Linked DNA regions of Homo sapiens: region 2 is linked to region 1. A link is an interaction called in ENCODE POLR2A ChIA-PET data of the cell type or tissue named here. Cell type or tissue: PC-9. All regions are shown on one strand.

Region 1 (8,000 bases):
ATAAACTGAACATAATAAACTTTTGGTCTAAAATATCATAACCTATAACTTTTTTCCCTAAAGTAGGAATTTTAGGTAGCAGAGGTACTTCTAGTAATTGTATCAATAGGTAGGAAACTTGGGTGTGTTCCTTAATGCTCATGAGGCCTCAATAAAATATTGGGTTTTAATTGGGTGTTCTATCTGAATTTGAGGAAATCATAAAATTATCTTTGTTCTGTAATAACATTAAGATTGTCTTAAGTCTGTCTTGACAGTAGCCAGCTTCAAGGAGAGAAATTATTTGGGATTCAATAATACTTAACAAAATTAAGAGTAGGATATTCAGAGAATGCAGATCACATAATCACCTTCTGACCTCACTCTGTAATTTCAAGCATTCTAGAAATAAAACTGTTCAAAGTGTAGAAAAGGGCTATGTTTCCTTTAAACATCCTTGCAGATGACCAATGTGACAGAGAAAGATGCAGCTTAGGGGACAGTTGGAGAAGGGAGCACATTCCCACACTCTTTGTTAGGAACATGCCAGCTCTCGTCTTCATTTATTCAATATGCTGCAGTCCCAGTTTCTTTCTGAAGCCAGAGCTCATGCTTTTACTCCCAGGTAGCAGCAGCTTTACAATTAAATTTTAATCCGACAGTGTTGTTAGACTCCTATCAAGAGTACAGCCACAGCTGTTCTTGGCAGGCAAATACATTGCTGGTTTTCCTTCAGTCACAGTGAGATAGAAAAATGTTCTCTGTCTAGGGTGTGGACGAAGGCACTTTACTAATCTTATGCATAATTCATCCTTGGTTGCTGGGGCACTCAAAGTTGAAACTTTGCCCTCTGATAAAATTCAGCTGGATGTTTTTTATTTATTAGACTCTGATCCCTTTAGGGGTTTAGCCCTTATTGCGAGCCCAGGGATTCTAATTTGGCTAAGCCCTAGCTGTGAAGACTTTTCTTACTAATTTGCCCTTGGTGAATTTTAGCTCTTGTAATACCACCTTTAAAAAACAAAAAACAAAAACTGCAGTAGAACATGCAGTTCAGAGAGTCCTGGATAACCTGAAAAGAGTCTTCTTTGAATGTTGGCTTATTGAATGGAAGGACTCCAATAGGGCCTGTCTTGATTTGTTTTCAAAGTTTAGATTTGTAAAGAGCCTCAGCAAATTAAAACATGGTTTTAATTGTCCTATAACATGCTAAAATATGGTAATGATTGTCCTATAACATATAACAGGTCTTTGCATTTCAAATTCATTGGGTACCTGTGAAGTATAAAATATAATCCCTGTTCATAAGTAACTCATAGTCTAGTGGTAGGGGGTTTGAGATGGGCATGAAGATGTATTAGTATAAGGTGGAAGCTATTGCCACAATAGATGAGTTCATCCTTGAATATTCATTTATTTGACTGGAAGGGAATGGTGAGTTATTTTCACACGGCTCCCGTAAGATATAGTGACCCAAAAGGTCAGTCTAGACTAATAGATTATGCTTCCTTTCAGAAGAATTTATTCGGTTAGGTCAAGCAAGAACATATAGAAAGAGATATCTTTATTCTTTTCCAAATATGTGATGTGGAGTACTTTCATCTTTATACTCAGCAGCTGGAATTCATCTTTTTGTAAGCAGTGTTATTTATTATAATGTTTATATGAATATAATTTATCAAAAAATGGAGAGCTCCACAATTCAAAATTTAAGAAATGTCTCACCTCAGATTCACAGAGTAATTGCCTTAGACAAAAGCTCTACACTCATACATTTTATATACCTCTTTTATATCCTCTCATTCCTAATAATGACAGATTAATAAGAACTAATAGCCATCCTGGTTTTCAGTATGAAACAATGTGATTTCATGTGAAGAAGAATAGAATAGTAAGAGTTAGGACCAAAATTACTTAGTTCTTTGGGCATGTGAGAGAATAGGAAAGAGCTACCCAGAATTTTCCAGAGCTCACTTGATAATGTCAAGAGCTGCAGCTGGCAGTCACTGATTCTGAAAATAGGCACACATCATGTTAATCAAAAAACTAAATAAAAGGATATTGGGATAAGGCACTAAAATAAAGTTCCTTTTGCCCTTTCTTTATAGCTGGGTTTTGCTGATCAATTCTGCATTTTTTGGCAATTCTACCTCTTTACAGGGAGAACCACCAGTATTATTTTCTCTTTAAGTAACTGAAAAAATATTTCCTATCTTTATTGAGCTGTCTCATTAAAGTAACAGACTAGCTGGATCACTGGGGATATGACTTTGGGATATATGTTTTAAAATAGGCACAGAGGCTGGGTGCGGTGGCTCACTCCTGTAATCCCAACACTTTGGGAGGCCGAGGTGGGTAGATCATCTGAGGTCAGGAGTTTGAGACCAGCCTGGCCAACATGGTGAAACCTTGTCTCTACTAAAAACACAAAAATTAGCCTGATGTGGTGGCAGGCGCCTGTAATCCCAGCTACTCAGGAGGCTGAGGCAGGAGAATTGCTTGAACCTGGGAGGCGAAGGTTGCAGTGAGCCAAGATCACGCCACTGCACTCCAGCCCTAGTGACAGAGCGAGAATCCATCTCAAAAAACAAACAAAAAGGCACAGAACCTCTCCTTGAGTTTATACAAATTAGGCATGTAATCAGTAAATATGGTAAAATATGGTAAAATGTAATCAGTAAATATGGTAAAATGGTAGAAGAGCAGGCCCAAGGCTAAATTCTAAACTACTCATGCAAATATTATAATAATACTAGAGAGTTGTAGAATGTACTGATTAAACTAGTGTTGCAGTAGAAGAAAGGAAGATAAACTATTTGAACAACAACTTGGAGGCAGAAAACTGGGGATTCGGCTTTGGAATTTACTTTATTGGTAATTATTACTTCTCTAGCTTGTCGCTCACTTCTCTGAGCTTGTCACACCTACTGGAATAAGCAGAAATTGTTATTCTTTGCCTAGGTTAACAAAATACACATCTCCAGATAGTAAGTTAGTTGCATGATGGCATCTTCTAATTCAGAGGTCTGATTTGTAGCATATTGGTAAGGAGGCACATTCATATTTCTGGGTGGTAGGGAGCCCACTTTCATCCATTCATCTGCATTCCTGTTCAAACTAGCAACTGTGTCTGCTAACATTAGGTTCCCAGAAAAAAGATGTAAGTAAACCCCAGTTCCACTGAGCTCCTGTGAAGGTACCACCTCCATAGAACTTGGTTGAAAATAATGAGCATAGTTACCTTTTTTTTTTTTTTTTTTTTTAACTTTTATCTTTTGGATGGCATTGAGAGTAACCTTCTGTTTTTTTGGCCTCAAGTTCCATATTGAATTTTTTAAAATTGCATTTTGAGCAATAACATTTCCCTGGTTGCTTAACCAGTTATACAAGTTGAGACTTCTGTCTCTATGCCTATCTTATAATAGCTTCTCTGGGAGAACAGATGAAAAATAAGCCAGTTAGATATTTTATGAGTATTGAAATCCTTTCCATTCAGAAATGTAAATAAAACAACCAGCATGAGCAATCAGCTTATGTCAGATTCCATGGGTTTGTATTACATAGGGAAATTACAGTGCAACCTGAAACATGCTTCTTAATGAATTCATAGTGCTGTCACAGTTGAATGTAAACCCTTGAGCTTTTCTTTTGTGAAGGGTTTCAGAAATCACCCTTTATAAACTACCTAGGGGAGGGAAGAGAACTAAGATGATACTAACAAATGCTATCACTGGTTTTGTGGCTGCCTCCCTTACAGCACCAAATTTTGCCAGTTAAGTAAAGCAGAAACCTAGAATATGGCACACGTTTTGGCTTATTCAGTGTACACACACACACAAACACACAAACACACACACACTCAGTGCCACACTGGGTCAGACCCATAGTTCAATACTCTGTTTCTGAAAGTGGCACCAGGGAACTGCTTTGGAAGAATAAGATTGCCCTTATGGTTTTTATCCTCAGAAGTTAGGGAAGTTTGGTTAAGAAGTATGACAAAAGCCCCATAAGTAGCGATTTTTACCTTTAGCAAATGCAGGAAAATAGACACCTAACTAGAGATCATGAAGTTAGAATTTGTCTCCTTCTTTGGCTGCTACTTCAGCCCCTGGTAGTAAATTAGAATAAAGTTCCTCATTTATTAGTGAGCTGGTTTTGCAGTCTCTAAAGCTCTTTTGCAGCTCTTCTATTCACTATGGCCTCAGATACGATAAATCTGCTAGCTGCAAAAATTCAATATACCAAGTAGAATATGTAGGACCAGTCAAGTTTTAAGTTTGGGAGTGAGGAAAAGCAGCATGTATTTTCTATTTTAAATTATTTTCTTTTCACATTCTAATTTCTTAAGGGTTTGGCTTGATTTATGCCAGGTTCTGGGCCTGTAAGCCTACATTAATGTATCACAGTACTGGATAGGATATTTGATATCTCTTACTTAGCCCAGAATCTCAAATGATAAGGAGCTGTAGTTAATGATATGTAGCATTTTGTTGAACTTTACAGTGTAGATCTCTGTTAGTCCCTGGGTCTGTAACAAATGGACTCATCCTTGTGCTTTTCCATAGGTGCCCTGATGTTTACTGACATAAATCAAGATACTATGTGGCTCTATAGGGGATGCTGAACCATTTGACAGTCTAGGTGCACACAGTCACCTCACATTATTTAAGCCCTGATCTCAGCATTCTAATTTCTCTGTATTCCCCAGTGTATATAATGTGTACTTGCTTGAAATTCCTTATATATTGCTTGTACATTCCTGCTTCTAAGTTTCAGCACATACCAGTTCCCTCTATTTAGAATGCCTTCTTCTGACTGCCCTCAGTCAGTTCATAAAACACATAAAGCTATCTTTTAAAAATTCAACTCAAAAGTCACCTCCTGTGGAATGCCATCTCTGCTTAATCTCATTAACCTAATTCCTTTATTCTCAGACTTCTGCTTCCTAGTCCATTAAACTGTTTCATTTTATTGTAATTGTTGCTTCTGTATATTGTCACCCAGTAAGCATAATTATTCTAGGAATGATCATCTTCCTCCAGCCTCTTGTGTCTACTTATTACACACAAATATTTTGAAGGCCTATTGATGACCTTTTCAGTTTCCCCAGAGTTCCAGTTCACCTTCCTTACTGTTTCCTTTTACTTCATAGTTACATTCCTAAAGAAGCAGCGCATGTGTTCAGGGTTGGCCTCCACCTCAGCATGTGTGTGGCAGCCTGCTGAATAGATCCCTACAATTGGGAAGGAGTTAACCCTCTAGCTTGACAATCTCTGCATTCTACTTAGACACCTTCAAGAAGTAGATGTGAGACCAGGAGTAGACCTGAAAATGGGAGTAGGTAAATTTCCACGGAAAGCCAAGTTAGCTTTTTCCTTCCTTTATACACAAGACCTATGAAGCTGCTGTCATCAGCAGCTCATTCAACACTCTCCTGCTCTGCCTCTTTTCCAGGAGTCAGGGTTAGTTTAAGAAAAAGCCTCTTGCAAGAAGCCATGACCTCGTACTTTTATCCCCTCCATCTGGTGTGTGGCCTCATGGGGCTGTGCTGCTATGCAGGAGGTGAGCAATGGAATTCTTTAGATGATGACTTCTGAGCCCACATGCAGAGGCAGTTGGGGGTGGGAAGCAGGGAGAACAGTGAGAGCCAAGATCGATGGACCAAAAAATAAAGTCTGCCTTGGGGAAGTCCTGACTATAGGTAGACTGTTTTCATGAGGTGTTCTTCTCCTAGCTCAAGTAGGGGCCCAGGTCAGGGAGCTGCAGCATCCCAGAGCTATGATTGATGAACATTGTACTTTTCCCTTCTGTCTTAACAGTTGGGGTGCAGGATTAGGATAGGTAGCCTATGCTGTCTCTAACAGAAAACATTACAGGATTGAACAGAAGAGTTCCCCTTGCATACGTCATCTTTTGGAGCTGCTCTTACTCACTGTCTTGCGCCTAAACAGAGGTCCAGATTTTGGATGGGAAAACAAAGAGGGGTTGAGAGCAGCAAGTGTTTGATCAAGTGAAAATCTGCTGTCTGCCTCATCTCATGGGTTTCTCTGCAGGATTGAGACCCCTTGCCTTGGTGTACACAAATTGCTTGCATCAGCTTGAGATCCCAGGACCTTTGCCAGGCCACGGGTAGGCATCTGTCTGGCTTGGGATGGGAGTTTCTTAGGACACTTATTCCCTCATCTTGCTTTCCTAACCCAGGAGTTGACGTCATTTTTAAAAGGAGTGAAATCTCAAAGAAAATTCTAATACATACCTTCTTTTTTTTTTTTTTTGTGACGGAGTCTCGCTCTGTCTCCCAGGCTGGAGTGCAGTGGTGCATCTTGGCTCACTGCAAGCTCTGCCTCCTGGGTTCACGCCATTCTCCTGCCTCAGCCTCCCCAGTAGCTGGGACTACAGGCGCCCGCCACCAGGCCCGGCTAATTTTTTTGTATTTTTAGTAGAGACAGGGTTTCACCGTGTTAGCCAGGATGGTCTCAATCTCCTGACCTCGTGATCTGCCCCACCTCGGCCTCCCAAAGTGCTGGGATTACAGGCATGAGCCACTGCACCCGGCCTCTGATACATATTTTCAAAGCCTTAATAATTTTCTGTCATGACTACTTCTACTGTGTCTATACATTTAGCATAATTTCAAAAGGACTAGATAAAATTTTTAATGTTAATCTGAAGGGGAAAAAAGGAGTAGAATTAGGAGCCAGAGTTGTTTAAATGTGGAATATGTTGTATAGTGGTCACATGGTACTGGTGGTAATAGTGGCAGAAATGGCAAAAGAGCCATTGGTTGATAAGGTTCAGGAGGGCCTAGGCTGTTCCTTTGTAAACTGTGCTCAGATATACTCTCTTGGCTGTCCTGGGACTCCTACAGGGCTTGAACATTTTGTATCAATTTCTGTTTTGAAGGTGCTGGGACTCTGGTGCCCCCAACCCTGGGCATCCTCAGGCTTTGAGGAGAATACACAGGATTTGAAGTCAGAAGACCTAGGTTTGAGTTCTGGCTGAGCCACGCACTGTTCATGTGACCTTGGACAAATCACCAAATTTTTCTGAACAGCATCTGTAAAGTGACAGTAACCCCTACCTCACAGGGTTGTTGTGAGGATTACATATATGCTAAAGCATTTTGCATATGAAAAAGCTTCTTATGAATATTGTTATTCCTAGGCAAACCCCCCTTGGAAGCTGTCAAAAAGGACAACTGTAGATGAAATTGTCTTCCTTTTTTCTTCATTCAGCTTAGCCTTTCTGTTTGGCCAGGGCTACTTACAGGGGCTGTTGGGGTTGAAGTCAAGTCACCGCATTTTGGCTCCTTTGGTCAAAGAGAAAGAACTCTAATGTCCAGCTGCTCCATCGATATACTCATAGAATGGAAGTGAGCAAAGGAAAATTTTAAGCCAGGATAGTTAACCGTTAGGGGGCCAGTGGGAGAATGCTTGCCTTGCATTTGCACATCCAGAATGACTAAAACATCTTAAGTAAATGAGGAATAGCCACCGAGATGCTCAGAGATAATATAAGCCATGAGTGGGAAGTGGGAAAATGAGTTTGTCAACGCCCTCTCTTTTCTATCCCTTTACCTTTGAGGTCAGGGACAGGGCATATTACTGACACCCCACTGGCTATTGCCCTATACCTGCCAATCACCCAAAGAAAATAATAGCTTCTGAGAAAGCTCAATTCACTGTAGCAACTGTGATATATTTACCCTAATAAAGCCACCACTTGGTCTTTTCCAGTGCTTCTCTCTTATGGAGATCATCCCTGGAATCCAAAGCTCTCCAGTTTTCTAACCCAGTTAAGAGTTAAAAACAACCACAGGTCATGAGCAGTAGGCTTGGCAGTTATACCCCATGCAGTCATAGGAGACTGCTCCATCATTCTCAGCACATAGGGTGCACATCTCACTATCTCTGGCATGAACCAGCCTTGCGAACTTATACAGTCTCAGCCACTCTGCTTTGATGGTAATTCTTCACCACTGATCTCTCCTCACCATGCCCTTCCTGCATCCTTCCCCCAAC
Region 2 (8,000 bases), 150 kb after region 1:
GTGGCACAAGCATCTGCTCAGCTTCTGGTGAGGCCTCAGGAAGCTTTTACTAATGGTGGAAGACAAAGGGGGAGCAGGCATGTCACATGGCAAGATAGGGAGCAAGAGAGAAGAGCAGGAGGTCCAGGCTCTTTTTAATGATCAGATCTCATGGTAACTAATAGAATGAAACTTCAGTCATGACCATGGGGAGGGCACCAAGCAATTCATGAGGCATCCATCCTCGTGACTCAAATATCTCCCATTAAGCCCCACCTCCAACATTGGAGATCACATTTCAACCTGAGATTTGGAGGGGACAAACATCCAAACTATATTAATGGCTATGGTTCCTTCTTCAAAATTCCTGTAACTTTGTCATGCAGAGCAAGTTAATTTCTTATTGCCCTAACCTTTCTTATCTCAGCTCTCTTCAGGGGCCCTCACTTTTTATAGCCAGATAAGCCCAAGAAGTCACCTTCTTCAGCAAAGGAATTGATTTGTACTGTCCTTGGAGGTCAGCTGGCTTAAACTGCGGCCGGCTTCTGTGATAATATTCTTATTTATTTTCCTGTTGTATAGGCAAACAGATAATGAGAATATTGTAGGTGAAGTACCATGCTATTAGTAGAAGTATTGACTAGGCATAGCCTTCAGTGGTGTACGAGGAAAGAGACCATTCTTTAAGGAAGAACTGCTTGACTGTTGTATAACATAGTGGAGCGGGCGTCACTTTAGAGCCAGACCTACCAGCTGTGTGATCTGGGCATGTCGCTCAAGTACTTTGAGTTTCAAATCCCTTATCCATAACATGGAGGAAATAATAATGTGTTTCACAGGGTTGTAGTAAAGATTAAATGAGATACCAAGCCATTTATTGATACCTTTTTCTCCCTGCCACCAATCTATCACCAAGTCCTGTCAGTTTCACCTTTTACATTTCTCAAATCCCTCTATGTCTGTTTCTACCACCACCATCACCTTGTTCTGCCCATTTTCTTGTCATGACAATAGCACTGGCAATCTAACTAGTCTTCCAGCATTCCTTCTCACCCCCTCCAGCCTGTTCTCCGTAGAGCAATCTGAGTAGATTTTGAGAAAACACAATCTGATCATGTCATATCACTTCCTTCCCAATTAGAACTTCTCAGTGCTCTTAGGATAACTGGATTTACAAAGCCTTGACTGCTGCTTATCTCTCCAGAATAAGCCAGAGCAGATCTGCCCCCTCACTCTCTGTGCCCCAGCCAACTGGTGACAAAGACTCTCTCCTTGACCAAACTTTAGACAAGCTGCTAAGTGAAATAAGCCAGTCATGGAAAGATAAATACTGCATGATTCCACCTGTGTGAGGCACCTAAAATAGTCAAACTCTCCCAGGCTGTTGGAATGAAATAAAATAAAAGAGTCAAACTCATAGAAGCAAAGAGTGGAATGCCAGGGGCTGAGGGGAGGGGGAGGTGGGGAGTTACTAATCAATGTGCATGCATACAGTTTTAGTCCAGCAAGATGAATAAGCTCTAGAGATCTGCTGTATGATATCATACCTATGGTCAACAGTAATGTTCTGTACACTTAAACATTTATTTAGAGGTTAGATCTCATTTTAAGTGTTCTTACCACACGTACACAAAAGCAGGGTGCTGGATGCCTCTGTTCTGGGACATGACTTCTACTTCCACCTCCTGCACAATTCTCCCTGAGACACTCCCTGCTCCCTGTTCCCACCTTGCAGCTTCTCCTCTTCCCCTTGCAGTCTCACTCCTGCCTGCAAGTGAAACTGCACCCTTAAGATTTGCAAACACCATCTTGTTGATAAACTGTGTGGATATGCCTGGCCCCGAACTTGTGCCCCATGAAGCCTTAGACACTGTTTTTCTTTTCCTTTTCTCTTGGCGGCCCTGAGGACATCAAGCTTTCCTGCTCAGTCTCTCCCATCTCTGCTCGTTCCAACTCTTTGTGGCCTGTTTTTTTCTTTTTTCCTTTCTTTTCTTTTTCTTTTCTTTTTTTTTTTTTTTTTTGAGACAGAGTCTCACTGTTGCCCAGGCTGGAGTGCAATGGCACGATCTCGGCTCACTGCAACCTCTGCCTCCTGGGTTCAAGCAATTCTCCTGCCTCAGCCTCCCAAGTAGCTGGGATTACAGGCATGCACCACCATGCCTGGCTAATTATATATATATATATATTTTTTAGTAGAGATGGGGTTTCTCCATGTTGGTCAGGCTGGTCTCGAACTCCCAACCTCAGGTGATCTACCCACCTCAGCCTCCCAAAGTGCTGGGATTACAGGCGTGAGCCACCCCACCCAGCCCATGGCCAGTATTTTTCTTCGTATTTTCTTGTGAGGAGAGACACTAACACTGGATTATGTGGCCAGTTCTTTTTTTCTTTTCTTTACTTTTTTCTATTTTTTTTTTGCTTTGAGGCAGGGTCTCGCTCTGTCACTCAGGCTGGAGTGTAATGGTGGAATCATAGCTCACTGCAGTCTCCACCTTCTGGGCTCAAGTGATCTTCCCACTTCAGCCTCCTGAGTAGCTGGGACCACAGACGCATGCGACCATGCCCAGGTAATTTTTTTTTTTTTTTTGAGACAGAATTTTGCTCTTGTTGCCCAGGCTAGAGTGCAATGGTGTGATCTTGGCTCACTGCAACCTCTGCCTCCTGGGTTCAAGTGATTCTCCTGCCTCAGCCTCCCGAGTCCGAGTAGCTGGGATTACAGGCATGTGCCACCACACCCAGCTAATTTCGTATTTTTAGTAGAGATGGGGTTTCTGTATGTTGGTCAGGCTGGTCTTGAACTCCTGACCTCAGGTGATCTGTTTGCCTCGGTTTCCCAAAGTTCTGGGATTACAGGCGTGAGCCACTGAATCCAGCCCATGCCCAGCTAATTAAAAAAATTTTTTTTTCTACAGACAGGATCTCCCTACATTGCCCAAGCTGGTCTCGAACTCAGATCTTCCCACCTTGGCCTCCCAAAGTGCTGGGATTACAGGCATGAGCCACCATGCCTGGTCTTGCAAATTCTTCCACTTCCCACTCTACAGACTCCCCTGGGTAAGCCATCTAACCAGCTGGCCTAATTACCATCTCTACATGGGTGATTCCCAAATTTATGTCTCTTGCCCACGTCTCTCTCCTGAGCTCCAGACTCAGATGGGACATCTCTCTGGCATCCATGACCCTTCTTTCCCCTCACCCACCACATCTTCCTCATCACCAAGTCCTGCCAGTTCTACCTCCTTGATATACCAAGTCTTTCTGCATCTCTAGTCACCACCTTAGTTCAAGCCTGCTTCCTCCCTCTGATGGATCCTGGCAACAGCATTCTGTCTGAGTTTCCTGTGTTTGCTCTGGCTCTTGCCTCTTCAAACCATTTCTGCATGGCAGCACTAATGATTTTTGTAAAGTGAAAATTTGATCAGGTCACTTCTCTGCTTAAGTTCCTAGTAAGCCATGAGCTTCCCATTAACTTCAGGACAAAGTGCAAATGTGAGCATGTCAGTAACATCCCTTCTTGATCTGGCCTTTGTATATATTTCTAGCTCCAACTTTTGCTCCTTCCCTGACCCCAGGCAACACTAACCCTACTGAACTATGTGAATTCATTGTGATTTCTTTGGCCTTAGGACCATCTGATTTGCTGTTCTGCCTGAACCAGATTTTCCTGGTCCTTCCAGTCTAGATAAAATACCCTTTCTTCAGCACTCTCCTCAGATGTCACTTCCTCCAGGAAGCTTTCCATGATCTCTTAATGCCTGATTAGATACCACTCCCACCTCTATACCAATTGTTCTCAATGCACCCTGTACCTGTACTCCTTGTCTTTTTAGTTGTATCTTTGTTTCCCTCAGACTGAAAGTTTCCTTGGGGCACGTCCTCTGCCTGTTTCATTCTGTATTCCTAGTTTGTAGCATGGTGCCTGGCACATAGTAGGCATTAATAATACTTATTAAATGAAAGAACACTTGATTTCCTAAAGCTTTATCATAGCTTACCACAATGGTTAAGGACAAGGATATTGAAGCCAGTTGCCTCTGTTGGCAAATCCTGGCTCAGATACTGACTATATGTGTACCCTTGGGCAAGCTACTCAACCTCTCCTGCTTTGGTCTGATTACTTTGAAAACATTTCTTAGCTCATGAGATTGCTTTGAGGATCAAATAGATTAACGTTTATATGCCTGGCATAAAATAAGTGCCATATAAATAGGATAACTTATTCTACTTTATGACCAAACATGATACTTTTGAGAGTGAAGCGGTTGCAATTAGTAATTATGCCAGGAAAATAGATGTTAATTGGGACCGTCCTGGGCTAACAGGGACATTTGGTTACCCTGTATATAAGAGCTCTTAGGTAAATAAACGTTTTCATCTTTGTTGCTTTTGTTTTTCCGTGTCTATTTTCCTATAGTGATTAGCAGTTAATTCTTCCAATCATAAAAGCTTGTATGTTTGTCTTTAGAGACAACAGAGAAAAGGACTTGGGGGACAGGGTCCCAAGGTTCAGAGTTGGTAGGGTACCATTAAAGAAACAGAAATGAAGTTGAATTCTTAGGCTCTGAGTATAGAAAAAAAGGGGAGCCTTTACACCCCACTGAAGCTGAGTAGGCTGTATGGGTTTGACAATAGAAGGTCACGTGGTTTCCTGATGTGTAGTATGATTTCAAGGGGTCCAGCCTTTCCTGGAGCCTTGTCTGGGGAAGATTTGTGAGTGAGGCAAACTGTGCCAATCTGCTTGACATGTTTTTGCTGTCTGGTCATTGAGTTTGCTGTTTTCTTTCAAACTGTTTCAGAAACATGTAGTTCCATTTGCTTCCCCAACAGGGAGTTCTTTTCATTACCTTAAAATAGTTGTTTTTATGAACTGGGATAAACACCTAGTGTGCAGAAGTTTTGTTGCATGGTTATTACAATTTGAATTCTATTATTTCTCCTGCTTACCTGGGGAAGAGAAAAATACACCTTCTAAACACAGTTTTCCTTTTCCTTCTTCTGGTTTTCCAGACAGATGCACTGTCAGATAACGCACCTTACAGCTGGCTACATCTGCCCAGAATACCAATTGCAGGCAGTTCTGGCGGTGACCATGATGTTGGAAGGGGGAAAGAAGGGGAAGAGGAGAGCAGCTTTTCTTATCTTGAAATACTGAAGCCTGTCAATCTGAGCAGGTGCCATTCAGAGATGTGTGCCAACTCCATTCTCACCCTCTCTCCATCTGGGGTGGGAGTGGAGGTAGTAGTGGGGAGGAGAAAGGAATAAGAGAATGAACTAACATTTGTGAAAATAATTTCCACAAAGCATGTTGGTCACGTGCTTAATAATATAGGCGAGTGAGAGAGAATTGAAGACATATTTGGCTGTTAGTTATTTCACATTTCATTCATTCAACAAATAATATATAAAGTGTTTACTATGTGTCAGCCACAGCGCATCAATGCATATGAAGAATATTGTATAGGGCAAGGCACAATGGCTCACGCCTGTAATCCCAGCACTTTGGGAGGATGAGGCAGGTGGATCACTTGCGGCCAGGAGTTTGAGCCCCAGCCTGGCCAATATGGCAAAACCGTGTCTCTACTAAAAATGCAAAAATTAGCCAGGGATGGTGGTGCATGCCTGTAATCCCAGCTACTTGGGAGGCTGAGGCACGAGAGTCACTTGAACCTGAGAGGTGGAGGTTGCAGTGAGCCGAGGTTGCAGTGAGCCAAGATTGCACCACTGCACTCTAGCCTGGGCAACAGAGTGTGACTCTATCTCAAAAGAAAAAAAGAAAAAGTAAAAAAGAAAAAAAATAAAGAATATTGTATGAAAGGTAGGCTTAAAGTTATGTGTGGTAATTTTTTTTTTTTTTTTTTTTTAGAGACAGAATCTTTCTCTGTAACCCAGGCTGGAGTAGAGTGGCACAGTCATAGCTCACTGCAGCCTCGAACTCCTGGGCTCAAGCGATACTCCCACCTCAGCCTCTTGAGTAACTAAGACTACAGGCACATGCCACTATGCCTGGCTAATTAAAACAAATTTTTTTTTTTTTTTTTTTTTTTTTTTTTTGTAGAGATGTGGGCGTGCTATATTTCCCAGGCTGGTCTTGAACTCCTGGGCTCCTGGCCTATAAGGCATGAGCCACTGCTTCTGGCCTATGTGTGGTAATTGTCTTAGTTTTGGACATGTTGAGCTTGAGATAAAGATTTTCCATTAAGCATTTGGATATAGCTATCTGGAGCTCAGGGGAAAAGTCTGTGCAAGAAATGTAGATTTGGGAACGATCCTCAAATAGGTGGTAGTTATAACACGAATACTGAGTGAAATAATTATGGTTATATGAGGGAGAAGAAGAGGATCAAGAATGGAACATCAAGTAACCCCTGAGTTTCAAAGGGAAATATGAAGAATTTATAAAGAAGATTAAGGAGTACTCTCCAGAGATGTTGGTGGAGAATCAGGAGAGAGGGATTAATTTAATTATATTTTTTCTACTTCGTTTTAAAAAATCAACTCTATTGAGATGTAATTTACATACAACCAATGCACCTATTTTTAATGTACAGTTCCCAGAGAGATGCCACCATCAGATGCTACCACCTGAGCAGCTGACAGGCAGTTCTGGTGCAGTTTTGACAAGTATATACACTCTTGTAGCCCCCACTGAAGATATAGAACATTTCCTTTGTATTAAAAGCTCCCTCCAAAGTAACACCAATTATTTCCAAACTATTCCAAAAGATGAATAGGAGAGAATTATTTCTAACTCATTCCATAAGATAAGCATTACTCTAATACAAAAACCATATAAGGATACAACAACAACAAAAATAAAACTACAGGCCAATATTCCTGATGAACATGGATGCAAAAATTCTCAACAAAATACTAGCAAACATAATCCAACAATGCATTAAAAAGATAACACAGCTGGGCACGGTGGCTCACGCCTGTAATCCCAGAACTTTGGGAGGCTGAGACGGGCGGATCACGAGGTCAGGAGATTGAGACCTCCTGGCTAACACGGTAAAACCCCGTCTCTACTAAAAATACAAAAAAATTAGCCGAGCATGGTGGTGGGCGCCTGTAGTCCCAGCTACTTGGGAGGCTGAGGCAGGAGAATGGTGTGAACCCAGGAGGCGGAGCTTGCAGTGAGCAGAGATCGCGCCACTGCACTCCAGCCTGGGCAACAGAGCGAGACTCCATCTCAAAAAAAAAAATAATAATAACACACCAGAATCAAGTGGGATTTATTCCAGGGATGCAAGGATGGTTCAGCATACACAAATCAAGAAATGTGATACACCAAATTGTACAACAGAATAAAGAACAAAACCATATGATCATCTCAATAGATGCATAAAACAGCATTTGATAAAATTCAACATCTCTTTATAATAAAAACTTACAACAAACTAGGTATAGAAGAAACATACTTCAAAACAATAAAGGCCATATATGACAAACCCATAGTTAACATCATGCTGAACTGAAAGCCTTTCCTATAAGATCTGAAACAAGACAAAGATGCCCACTTTCACCACTTTTATTCAACATAGCACTGGAAGCCTTAGCCAGAACAATTAAGCAGGAGAAAGAAATAAGGGGAACTCAAACTGGAAAGGAAGAAGTAAAATTGTCCCTGTTTACAGATGACATGATCTTATATTTAGAAAGTCCTAAAGACTCCGCAAAAAAAACTGTTAGAATACAAGAATTCAGTAAAGTTGCAGGACACAAAATCAACATACAAAAATCAGCAGCATTTCTATATGCCAACAGCAAACAATCTGAAAAAGGATACATCAAGAAAGCAATCTCATTTACAATAGCTAAAAAATTAATAATAAAATACCTAGGAATAAATTTAACCAAAGAAGTGAAAGATCTCTACAATTAAAACTATAAAACACTGAGGAAAGACATTGAAGAGGAAACACACACACAATGGAAAGATATCCCACGTTCATGGATTGGAAGAATTAGTATTCTTAAAATGTCCATACTACCCAAAGCAACTTATAGATTATATGCAGTTC

The links. Peaks named below come from ENCODE experiments on the same cell type or tissue, not always from the same donor. Only the 100,000 strongest peaks of a DNase experiment are listed, where the experiment ranks them.
Region 2: POLR2A ChIA-PET joins it to region 1 with 6 read pairs; 6 of 35 experiments call an interaction of 5 or more read pairs at or near these places.

Annotation. Positions count from the first base shown.
Region 1 is chr1:112,524,994-112,532,993 of GRCh38, reverse strand. It overlaps WNT2B (Wnt family member 2B), which reads right to left. Exons shown (of 5, transcript NM_024494.3): 5 at 2,829-8,000. ST7L (suppression of tumorigenicity 7 like) reads left to right here. Exons shown (of 15, transcript NM_017744.5): 15 at 6,883-8,000. The coding sequence ends at 6,981. Among named protein-coding and RNA genes, the nearest start is that of WNT2B, 20 kb to the right of the region's middle. In PC-9, no CTCF peak of the experiment used is centred here; a DNase peak (open chromatin) is centred at 3,493; H3K27ac peaks cover 1,372 bases.
Region 2 is chr1:112,377,178-112,385,177 of GRCh38, reverse strand. No RefSeq gene overlaps it. Among named protein-coding and RNA genes, the nearest start is that of CTTNBP2NL, 15 kb to the left of the region's middle. In PC-9, no CTCF peak of the experiment used is centred here; no DNase peak of the experiment used is centred here; H3K27me3 peaks cover 1,227 bases.